Linked DNA regions of Homo sapiens: region 1 is linked to region 2. Evidence: read pairs that join two places in POLR2A ChIA-PET (ENCODE). Cell type or tissue: MCF 10A. All regions are shown on one strand. Links, peaks and the distances in the headings refer to the core of each region. The heading gives the core; the rest is flanking DNA. Region 1 overlaps LOC105372896 (a long non-coding RNA gene). Region 2 has its middle 55 kb from the start of MIR205.

The links. ChIA-PET counts read pairs that join two places held together with the same protein. Peaks named below come from ENCODE experiments on the same cell type or tissue, not always from the same donor. Only the 100,000 strongest peaks of a DNase experiment are listed, where the experiment ranks them.
Region 1: POLR2A ChIA-PET joins it to region 2 with 7 read pairs; 1 of 35 experiments calls an interaction of 5 or more read pairs at or near these places.

The regions. Positions count from the first base shown.
Region 1 is chr1:209,248,003-209,253,382 of GRCh38, reverse strand. The region is part of intron 2 of LOC105372896 (a long non-coding RNA gene); the gene reads left to right. Among named protein-coding and RNA genes, the nearest start is that of LINC01696, 75 kb to the left of the region's middle. In MCF 10A, for the core only: a CTCF peak has its summit at 4,522 (motif pointing right); a DNase peak (open chromatin) is centred at 4,532.
Region 2 is chr1:209,484,228-209,489,607 of GRCh38, reverse strand. No RefSeq gene overlaps it. Among named protein-coding and RNA genes, the nearest start is that of MIR205, 55 kb to the right of the region's middle. In MCF 10A, for the core only: no CTCF peak of the experiment used is centred there; DNase peaks (open chromatin) are centred at 2,547 and 4,227.

The DNA of each region.
Region 1 (5,380 bases), core at 106-5,105, 240 kb after region 2:
TACAATAAAAAAAAAGAGTACATATATGAAGATATTGCTGAAAAAACAAAAAAAACAAATCCACCACAACAACAAAGATCTATAAGGTAAGATGTGAGGTAAGTCTATCCTTGACTCCCCAGCTATTGAGCAGCCAGAGGATATGGATAAGAAGCCGCTCGATTCAGCCCTTTGAGCCTTTGTTTCTGCTGGTGAGCTCTCGGATCACCTTCCCTCTGATAACTCTTTAAACATCAAGTAGCTGTTTAAAGCAACGTTTTCTTCTGTTCTTTTCCCTTTTTCTTGGTCAGTGGATTAGCCAAGATTGATTTTTCTGCATGGCTGGGGAAGGCCTAAGGTTAAAAGATAAAAAGGTGGATTCCTTTTAAATGTAATTTAGATTTTTTTTCCCCTGGCATTAGTTCTGATATCAACCACAGAATCACGTCAATGTTCCAGAAACACCTGGGCCCTAGCTACAGCTGCTGGGGTAGGGCAAACCTACACTTCCAGCATAGCACAGCTGGGGCGGTCTAGGCAGATTTGCCATCAGGTGTCATTCTCTCTCTCTCTTTCTCTCCATCTCCCCCTCCAGCCCCCAGCTCTTTCTGCCACCCTACCCATTTTTTTCTCTCTTCTTTTCTTTCTCCTATTCTGCTTGCAAAATGCAGCTAGAGGACACACATGTTTATTCTACTCCATTGTTCTTTCAAGTCAGTGTGTATTTATCTTTTGCAAACTAAAGAGCTCAAGGGAGAACTGTTTCTGAGTCTACCAGATGACAAAAAGAGCCAATCGATTGAGTCGGAAAGCCTGTCAATTCAGCGGAACATCTTTGGCATGAGTGGTGTGTGAACAAAACAGGATTCAATTTTCCACTTTTTGCCAGGTTTCTCTTTGGCAGTGAGTAGACCACATCCAAATGCTATGCCAGGTGCAATAAACCACCCTCTTCATTTCTAAGTGGCTATCTTTCCACTTCACCTTAAAGTGGATACCAGTAAGCCTCTGTATGTTAAGTGTAAATGAGTGGTTTTATAAATAATGTCCCTAAGGACTGGAGACTCCCTGGAGCTTGAGGCAGAGAGTATGGGACAATGGTAGGAAGGAGGTGATGTGATGTGACATAGCCAGAGAATTGGAGAAGTTGGGGATGGAGAGAAACTGTTATTCAATGGATGGGGCTAAGCAGGGAAAGAATATTTGAAAAAATAAGAGTGAGAACTTGAGGCATGGCCACTGCAAGCTGGATAATGCTTAAGATGGAAGCATTGGCCAGGTTCCCACACTGTGCATAGCCCAGTGGCTTAAAAGGTCTTACGCATTTGTGGCCTCAGGAAATGGCAGTGTGACATCACGACACTGTGTTTACATGGGATATGGGGGCAAGAGATGGGGGTCTGTGCCCTACTCTGCCATTCCTCTTCTTCCTTCTTTCCTCCCTTTCATCTTTCTTCATTTAATTATTGCTAAGATTGTAAGGGACTCTTGAGTAATATTTACATGTGTCTTAGCCACATTCAGTGTTAAATTCAAAGAGTTGGTTTCAATCCAGCCAGCCAGTGCAAAAAGCTTCTAAACGCCAGGATACGATTTCAAAAAGCTAGCAGGCTGGTAATTCCCCATCCAGAACCCTCCACCACCATTAGGTCAATAGATGGAGGTGGGGAGAGAGTTTGGACAATCTATCCAACCAAAATGAAGCTACAACAATAAAACAAAATGGAAGCCATTATATGAGTAATAATAGAGACAGACATTCGCAGACAAACTGGCCATAAATGCAAGAAGGAAGAACCGGAGAACTGAGAATGAAGGAAAATCTGAATTAGTCAGGATTTTCCTGATTACAAGGGGTAGAAACCTATCTTGACCAAGCTTAAGTGAAAAGGAAGTTTATTGGTTGATCTCATTAAAAAGCCCAGGATTACACTGACTGCAGGCACACTGGAGGCTCCAATGCCACCTGGTGTTCCAATGCCACCTGGAATGACACATCTTTGCTCTTCTCTGTATTAGCTTCAGTTTCAGACACACTTTTGCTTGTAGTGGCAAGAGAGCCCCCAGCATTTCCAGACTCAAACTCCATCTCACTAGTACCAGGAAAAGTTCCAGGTGGGCTCCCATTGGATCAATTTGAGCCATGTTCCTTCTCTGAACTAATTACTGTGGCCAGGGGAATAGGATGTCTTTATGGATCATGCCTTAGCCAGTTGTTCACCCCTGAAGCCTGGAGTGGGGCCAACCACACCCAAAGTACATGGTCTGAGAGTAAGCAAGAAATGATTCCGCCAGGAAAATCAGGAGTCTTCTTTACAGAAGAGCAAAGATGCTGGCAGGCAAAAACAACAGATGTCCACCCCAGATGCCAACAAGAAGCCAAAGTCATAAAACTGAACCAAGTACAGTTATGTACCGGTTTCTGGAATCCACCAGGAAAGGGTCAGATCTATATGAGGACTCAAGGTGTAAATGACAATTGCCCAGACGGCATTCTATATAAGGGTCTCTTTTTTAATAAATGTTTCAGGCCCTCCCTGGCCTGCTCCTTAACGCTTTAGAAAGAAACCTACTCTTTCTAGGCCTGACCCCAGAAACCCTAGTGCAGAAAGGGATCCCTTTGTAGAATGCAAGAGTGTCCTCCTGCCTTTCACTTTTTCATTCTCACAAAGTCTGGTCTTAAATCTTCACCCAGGCTAGACTCCTCCCCACCACATACATCTGTTTCTCCATTGATGCTACAGAGTAATCAGAAAGGGTCATTGGTATTGCTGTTCTGGTGAACATATCCATTGAAACAGATGCGTAGCAGATACCTGGGGCAGGAGTGGGAGTTGAGCAATGTGGCCCCGGCATAACTAGCATGAAGAAAAACCAAGGTAGAAGAGAAGAAGTGAGGAGCTGCCTAACAGGTTATATTTACCAAAATGTTTAAAAGGAAGGAGGAGGAAGCATACTTATTAGAAGATCTATCTCCATTTAAACAGCTCGCAAAATTAGCCGTCTCACCCATATGCCAAACACTGACAAAGAAAACACAACAGTCCTAGCACAAAAAAAGAGAGAGCAGAGCTGCAGTCTCAGGCTCTGAGAGGGCTCATTATCAAAGCTCTGTCTCCATCCTGTTGATATCAATCCTGGCAGGGCACCGTGGCTGCTGCCAGTGGAGAGGAAAAAATTACCCAGGCTGACGCCTCCAAATAATTGATAATTTGCCTCCTAAATGAACAAATCAAGTAAGATTTAATTGTTGGCGGGGACTGCCATCCAGGAACAGCAAAGTATATAATTGCTTAAGCATTACATATGGCTTTCCACGCATCCCCCCTCCCTCCCCCTTTCTTTTTATAAACCAAACATAATTGTTTAATGACATTGATGGGGAATAGACTTGTGACATTAAAAATGACACTTATGACATAACTGTCAGTTGATGACAGCTCACTGACAGCGCCAGTGAGAAATTAATCATTTTAGATGCTTTATGGTTTGCTCATTTAATGTCACAAATAAGATCTTGCTATCTAACCACATATAATCTCTCCCCGACAACCAACTCTGGTCCCTCTCCAGGGACAGTTTGGTTATTATCCTGCCTCTGGTATGGGGGCTGGCTGAGTGGGGCCTGGGGTAAGATTTTAGGAATAGTTGGTGGTGGGTTACCTGCAGGGAGGGGCTAGAAATTCCCTGGGGAAATTTGCACCTGAGCGGAGTCCACATTTAGTTCTCTCACTTGCCACTTGTTTAAGGAAGCTTTCAGGGGGAAAGAGCTAAACTGTTGGGACTGATTCTAATAAAGACAGAAAGCTGAGGAAGTAGAGAGGCTATTTTTAGCTGGTTAATGGGGAGTAAATGGGGCCACCCTGTGATATGCTAAGATATGCCTTGTGCTCATTGCTGACTGGTACTCCCACACTCTCTGCTGGGCAGACATCTGTTAATTGCTTTCTGTTGGACTTCACTTTGACATTTGGAGAAATGGAAGGAGACTACCTAACTATTTTCTCCCTAAACGATGTCTCTGTGGAGCTTGGGAGCAAGGGAGGAAGGAAGTGAGGTGAGTTGGAAGCTTGCTCTCTGCTCGAGTTTGCTAAAACCTTCAACACAGTGTGCCCAAGGCACTTTGGCCTGGATTTTATTGAAAACCCCTGTGTGGGCTCCAGACAATCCGTCACTGAAGTCTTTTCTTCCATGCTGCATTGGCCTGTGGTCTATTTAATCCGAACACATGCTTATCTCTCTACCCACCTTTCCATACATTTTACTAATCTTGTAAATAGATTCTAAAAAAATAATAAAATAAACTTTCCAATTTATAACAAAAAATGTTCTTCATCTCGTTGTGCATGCATCAGTGCTTTCTTGAGGAGGCAGCTCCTGTCACCAAGCAGCAGAAGGCTAAAAATCAAGCTTCCTAGGGTGAAGGTGGTAGTTTCACTCGTACGTAATCTTACCCTGCCTTTTCTTTCATTTAGACACCTAAGTTGCATTTGTATTTGCATTTAGTTAGGTTTAGCTATGTGGTGTAGTGCAATTAATGGCCACTAGGTGGCAACAAAGGACCTCTTGGCCTGATTATTGGCTGTAGGCAGTGACTGATACAGGTGAAATGAGCCTGCCTTCTGTTATAACAGTACCAGTGAAGACTTATTTGATGCTAACCACCTGGCAGGCACCATCATAAGTGCTTGCTTCTTATACATTAACACTTCGATCTGCAACAATCCTGTGAGTATTACAGAGATTAAGGAACTCACTCACATACCTAGCAGTTGGCAGAGCTGAAATTTAGCTTCGGTTCTGACTAATGACAAAGGCTGTATTCTTAGACTGCACTTTACTACACCCTTAAAAAATACCCTTCCAGTTTGGGGAAGAAGTTGAATAGCCAAAACAAATGCCTCACCATCACTGAGCTCTGAAGCTTCCTTCACATAAAATAAGAAGAAAAGGACACAGAAAGAGCAAATTTATCAAGGTACACAGACTCTCAGAGTTGGACAATTCTTGACCCTGTAGCCTAGGCTCCCATCCAGTAGAGGGGTCTCCCTGGCACAGCCCTGAAAGAAGATCACATGGTCTCTGCCAGACGACTTCTGGGAACTGGTCGCCAAATGAAGGTGGCATGAGTTTCTTCTCTGTCTGCTCATGGTGACTTTTCTTTCTAAGAAGAGGAATTCAGAGAGAAGAGACCAAAAAAAAAAAAAATCCGAACAAACAAATTCATAGCCCCTATCCATCAAAGTAGCTCTAGGGAACAATATGGATATGATGGTTAATTTCATCTGTCCACTTGACTGGACTGTGGGGTGCCTAGACACCTGGTCACATATTATTATGAGTGTGTCTGTAAAGGTGTTTCTGAAAGAGATTAACATTTGAATCGGTAGACTGAGGGAAG
Region 2 (5,380 bases), core at 105-5,104:
GGAGCTCAGCAGCTGGTCTTTTCCTTGACTCAGTTTTATTTTATTTTATTCTCTTTGTTTAGAACCGCAGTAACAGGTGAGAGTAGAAGTAGGATAATTGTAATGGGCACAGGTGTCTGCATCTCCTTCCCAAGCCCTTGTGACTGCCTTGACATAAGCCCTTTAGAGCTGGCCGCATTGACTGCTCACTCAGGTGACCCTCTGAGGCTGCAGGGCTCTGAAGTGTTTTCTACCTCTCATCTGCATGCAGATGGCTTAATGACTGATATATTAAAAACCAAGAAAGTGCTGGGTCTTAGATCTAGCAAGTGTTAGACACTTGACACAAAGAGAAGGATCATCTTGATCAACATGAACTAATTAATTAATTAGTTTACTTGCCAGACAGTGCATGAGAAACTCCTACATACCAGGTGTTTTCCTGGGCTCTAGGATTTCAAAGATGAGCAAGGTATGGGCTCTACTATGAAGGAAATTGATCACAAGCTGAGAAGGTGAAAAATAAAATCAATGACCCTAATATACTCTGAAAGTGCTATGATGGGCATATGCCTGGAAGGACATGGAAACATAAACAGGAGGCCTTCTCCCACCTGGTGGGGATAAGTTGGTGAATGACATTTTTCATGCATCCTTGGGAATATTTCATATAAAATTTGTGGCAGGTGTGGGGTAAAAGACAAGGAGATATAAAAAAGTATCTCTGTAGACAGGGCCTTGGACTCATTACTTACAGGGTTCCCTGTAGGGCTGAGGAATATGGCAGGCCAACCCCACTGGACAAGAAGGTAAATCCTCCAGTTCAGTGTGAAGAGCTCATCCCCTTAGAGAGGATTGCTGGACAGGGCAAGCCTTCCAGACTGCAGAAAGGGATCTGATCCTCATGTCACCTACCATTGCCATCCCAAGGGCCCTTGGTCAGCATAGAGGTTCTGAGTGAATCCTCAGTGCAAGTTCCCCTGAATCCACTGACAGGCCCATCTAGCCAGGTTGCAGTGGGACCATGGGCTCTCCTGGTCTAGATTGATCTGTATTGGCTTAGGTCACTTCTGTAAACATGTTCTGGGTGCTGACAATATATTTCACCATGCAAAACTTGCTTCTTCCACTTTACTCTTTTACTGTCTTTGGCTGGCCAATTCATCCTCGTTTATTCAGGGTTGTCCCAGTATTAAACCTGAAAGTCTTATGTCCCGGGAACCCCCTCAGTGCAAGGCAATCTGGGATGGTTGGGCATTCTACATCCCTCTGTTCCTCCACACTTCTTTATATACATTTGCTTCCCTTTCTTTTCTTCTTGCCTGCAAGCTCAGGCTTTGCAGTTATTATAAGGGCAATGTTTCACCCCTGCAGCAGGTCTGTTTTGCAGTGCCTGCCCACATCATATTCCCTTCTGGGGAATTCTGGGGAATATCCCTCTGTTACGCCAAAGATCCCTTCTCTGTAGTGGATACCTCCTCCTTCTAGCTGAAGATTTGACTAGGATTGGATTCTGTTTGGCAAATCATGACAAGGGTTGAGCTGGATCTTAATCTGCACTCTTTCTCATTCTTTCCTTCTCTCTCTCTCTCTCTTTTCCTCTCTTTATCTGCATTTATGTGGCTCCACAGCCAGGGAATCATTGGATTGCTTTGCCTCCACTCTGTGGAAATGTCCCAACTGGACAAAGAGTGACAGGCTGGCTCAGAGGCACCCAGTTGTCTTTGTCTGCGTCCATGCCCAACTGATCTGCTGAGTAGCAGGGATGATCTCTCTAGCAAAACCTACTACTGCTTGTGCCACAGCAAATGAATTGACTTCCTAGGGCTGTCATAACAAAGTACCACCAACTGGGCTGCTTAAAACAACAGAAATGTATTTTCTCACAGTTCTGGAAGCTTTAAGTCCAAAATTGGGTGTCAGTATGGCCCTGCTTCCTCTGAGACTCTGGACAGACATTTCCCTTGTCTCTTCCTGGCTTCTGGTGGTGGCCAGTGATCTTTGGTGTTACAGCAGCAGCATGTCAATCTCTACCTCTGTCACCACATGGCATTCTCCCTATGGGTCTCTGAGACTCTTCTGTCTTTGAAGGATATCTGTCATAATGAATTAAGGGCCCATCTTACTCTGGGATGACCTCATTTTAACTAATTACATCCACAATGACCCTAGTTTCAAATAATGTCATATTCTGAGGTGCTATGAGTCAGAGCTTCAACATATCTTATTAGGGGGCATAATTCAGCCTATAATAGTCAGCAAGTGGAAAAGGATGGATAGGGGCCACTTTCTTTAAAAGGTGGCTGTGTATGCAGCAGTTGCTAAGGCTTCATATAGCCTTCCTTCGGATCACTTAATTGGCCTTTGAGGAAGCTTTCATTCTGTTCTTGTCTTCCTGTTTGTTTGTCTTCTTTCATCTGGTCCTGTCCTTTTCCCTTTTTCCATTCCCCAAATCTTTTCAAGCCACTGCTCCTAGGTCCCACTACACCTTCCTCTAGGGAAGCTCTTTGCTTCCATAGCTCCAGGACTTACTGCACACTTCATCTCAGCTTGAACCACTTCCTCTGAGTCATTTTCACTCTCAACCCTGGGAATCTACAGAAGGGCTGGGGATGGTGGTGACAGGGACAAGCAGACTCCACATAAAGTATTGCCAAATAATGAAGATTTATCCTATCTAGAAATCTGTGTATTCACTTGATCAGTTATTCATATTGTGGATTTCCTGTGTAATATCATTTAGGAAAGGGATTCTGCTCTTTAAAAGATATAGAAATTATAGCTATAAGACACACAGTGAGAGGAGGCCTGTGACCATAGAGCTGAAAGTCTGATTTGCGTGACAACCTGGAGACTTATTGCAGAACTGGATAAGCATTAAGTATTAGCACTGGCTTGAGGTCTCAGAAGTCACCCCCTTCAGTTGTTTTCACACTTTGAAAGTGTAGGGAAGAAAGACTTTTCCTTTATCCTTTAGGTTCAATAGCTAGGTCTATGAAGTAAACTGACAACAGGCATATTAACAGAAGAATAGGCATACAAATGTATTAATGTTTAATGTTAGATGCACAGGGGCATCCTGGGGGGAAAAGCAAATACCCCCAAAAGTGGTGATATTTAAAAAGCTGTATATCCATCTTAATAGGGGAGGGGGAGAGGGATGTAGGCCACCTGAGGGAAAGTAAGTGATTTTTATAAAAGATGAATGGGCTTTTAAAAGAATAAATAGGATATGATATTTTGTGACAAAGTTTGTCTGGGTTTAGTGTCAACTTCTACAGATGCTCTTTGACTTAAGATGGGGTTACATCCTGATAAATGTATCATAAGTTGAAAATGCGTTCAGTTTGCCTAACCTACTGAAGCTACTGAACATCATAGCTTAGCCTAGCCTGCATTACATGCGCTCAGCTTACATTAGCCTACAGTTGGGTCAAATCATCTAATACAAAGCCTGTTTTATAATAAAGTGTTGAGTATCTCATGTAATTTGCTAAATACCATACTGAAAGTGAAAGCACAGAATGGTTGTATGGGTACTCAAAATACTACTGAATGCCTATATCACCTTTGCATCACCCTAAAGTCGAGAAATCATAAATCAAACCATCCTAAGTCAAGGATCGTCTATAGCCTCCTCTCCTGTGATAAGAGCCAACCTTCCCTGGTTGATGAAACTCCCAGCAAAGGGATTTATGCCAATTGAATTCTTTTTGAAGGATCTGTCTTCAGGCAGATAAGGAGACTTCAGTGAAAGCCTCTCCCTGCATCTGCTATTTTTCAAGTGTTTTTAGCTCAAAATAATCAAAATACTAAAGCGACATAATTTGGGGTGGCTTGTCCTGCACCCCTCCAACATCATATTTTGGGGTGGCATATTCTGATCTCTGACATAAAGATGTGCAATCTCACGCCACATTCCCCTCCACCCCCTTAAAGCTAAGCAGTTACCCCACATGGAAAATGAATACAACTTGGCAGATGTTCTAATGGCCAGGCCCAGAGTCCTGCCTCTTTCCATTTTTTTTTTTTAGCCATTGCTGAAGTTCTTGAAGGAACTCTACATTTGAAAATCTCCAAGTGCTGGTCCAACCTGTAAGTTTTAGATGAACATAAGGCCCAGAGGGGAGCAGAGATTTGCCCAAGGCCTCATAGTGATTGTTGGCAGAGCCCCAAGTGGCAGAGAGCTTTCCCATGATGAGCGCAGAGCTTGGGCCTCCAGCCAAGAGCAGAACAGGCCTCCTCTTGCTTTGACATCCATCATTCCTATCCCTTGGCCAGCAATTTTATCCTCTTGCTGTTCCACCCACTCCGCCCTTACTCATCCTTCCATGTTAAGCCCAAGCATTGCCTCCTTTGTGGAGTCTTATTAAACTGCTTATGCCAACTTAACTCCTTCCTTGTTCCCACAGCCCCTTTTGTCATCTATGTCAGAGCAGTTCTCATGTTCTACTGTGTGGACTTGTCTCTGGGCCAGTCGCTGCCACTTCTTATTACTGTATAACTTACTTCATTCCAAAAAGATTTCAGACAGATGTTTTTCTTGTCATTCTGAGGGTTCAACAGTGTAACTCCTGCACCTAGCAGGGTGTCAGCACATAGTAGGTGCTTATTTTTAGAACAAAAGATTGTGTGCAGTTTGGTAGAAGAAGCTGGGTAGAAATCAGCTTATATTCAAAGCCAATGTGCCCCAAATTTTAATGCACATTAAAGCATCTGGGAATTGTGTTAAAATTTGGATTCTGATTCAGGAGGTGTAGGTTAGGGCCTGTGATTCTGCATTAAACAAGTATCCAGTGGCTAGAGATGCTGTTGGTACTCAGGCCACATTTTTGAGAAACATAAGAGAGAAGATTACAGTGTGCCCTGTTAGCCATACTGATAAGAGACAGGAGAGCAGGGATAGGGTGGGGATCATTTTAAAGGGTTCAGGTCACATTCAGAAGGCATGCAGACAGCTGGGATTCAGAATGAGCCACAGAGATATGCCCCCAGCTGGTGATTTTTGTCTGCCTGAAATGGACTTTCAGCTTTGTTTACTTTGGTAAACAAATTCTCTCACCATTCAGCACATTGAGGCCTTCAGAAGGGAAGATAGACTGAGAATCTCTTGGCAATAATTCAATTCTTATGGGGAGAGGTGTGATGTTCCATCATAAAGATGATAAAATTCAGACTCTCTCTCACACACAAGGCTTGTACAGGGTTATTCAAACCACAGGGAACAGATGAAAAGAAAATGGCAATTAGATTTTCATCAAATCTATGTAACACCTTCCCTATCCTAACCTCCTTAGAACCTCACTGCAATCGCTTGCTTTAATTATCTTCCAGGAAGATTGGGACCTTGTCTGGGTTGTTTGCTAACAACCCTTAGCACCTAGCATGGTGTCTTGCATCT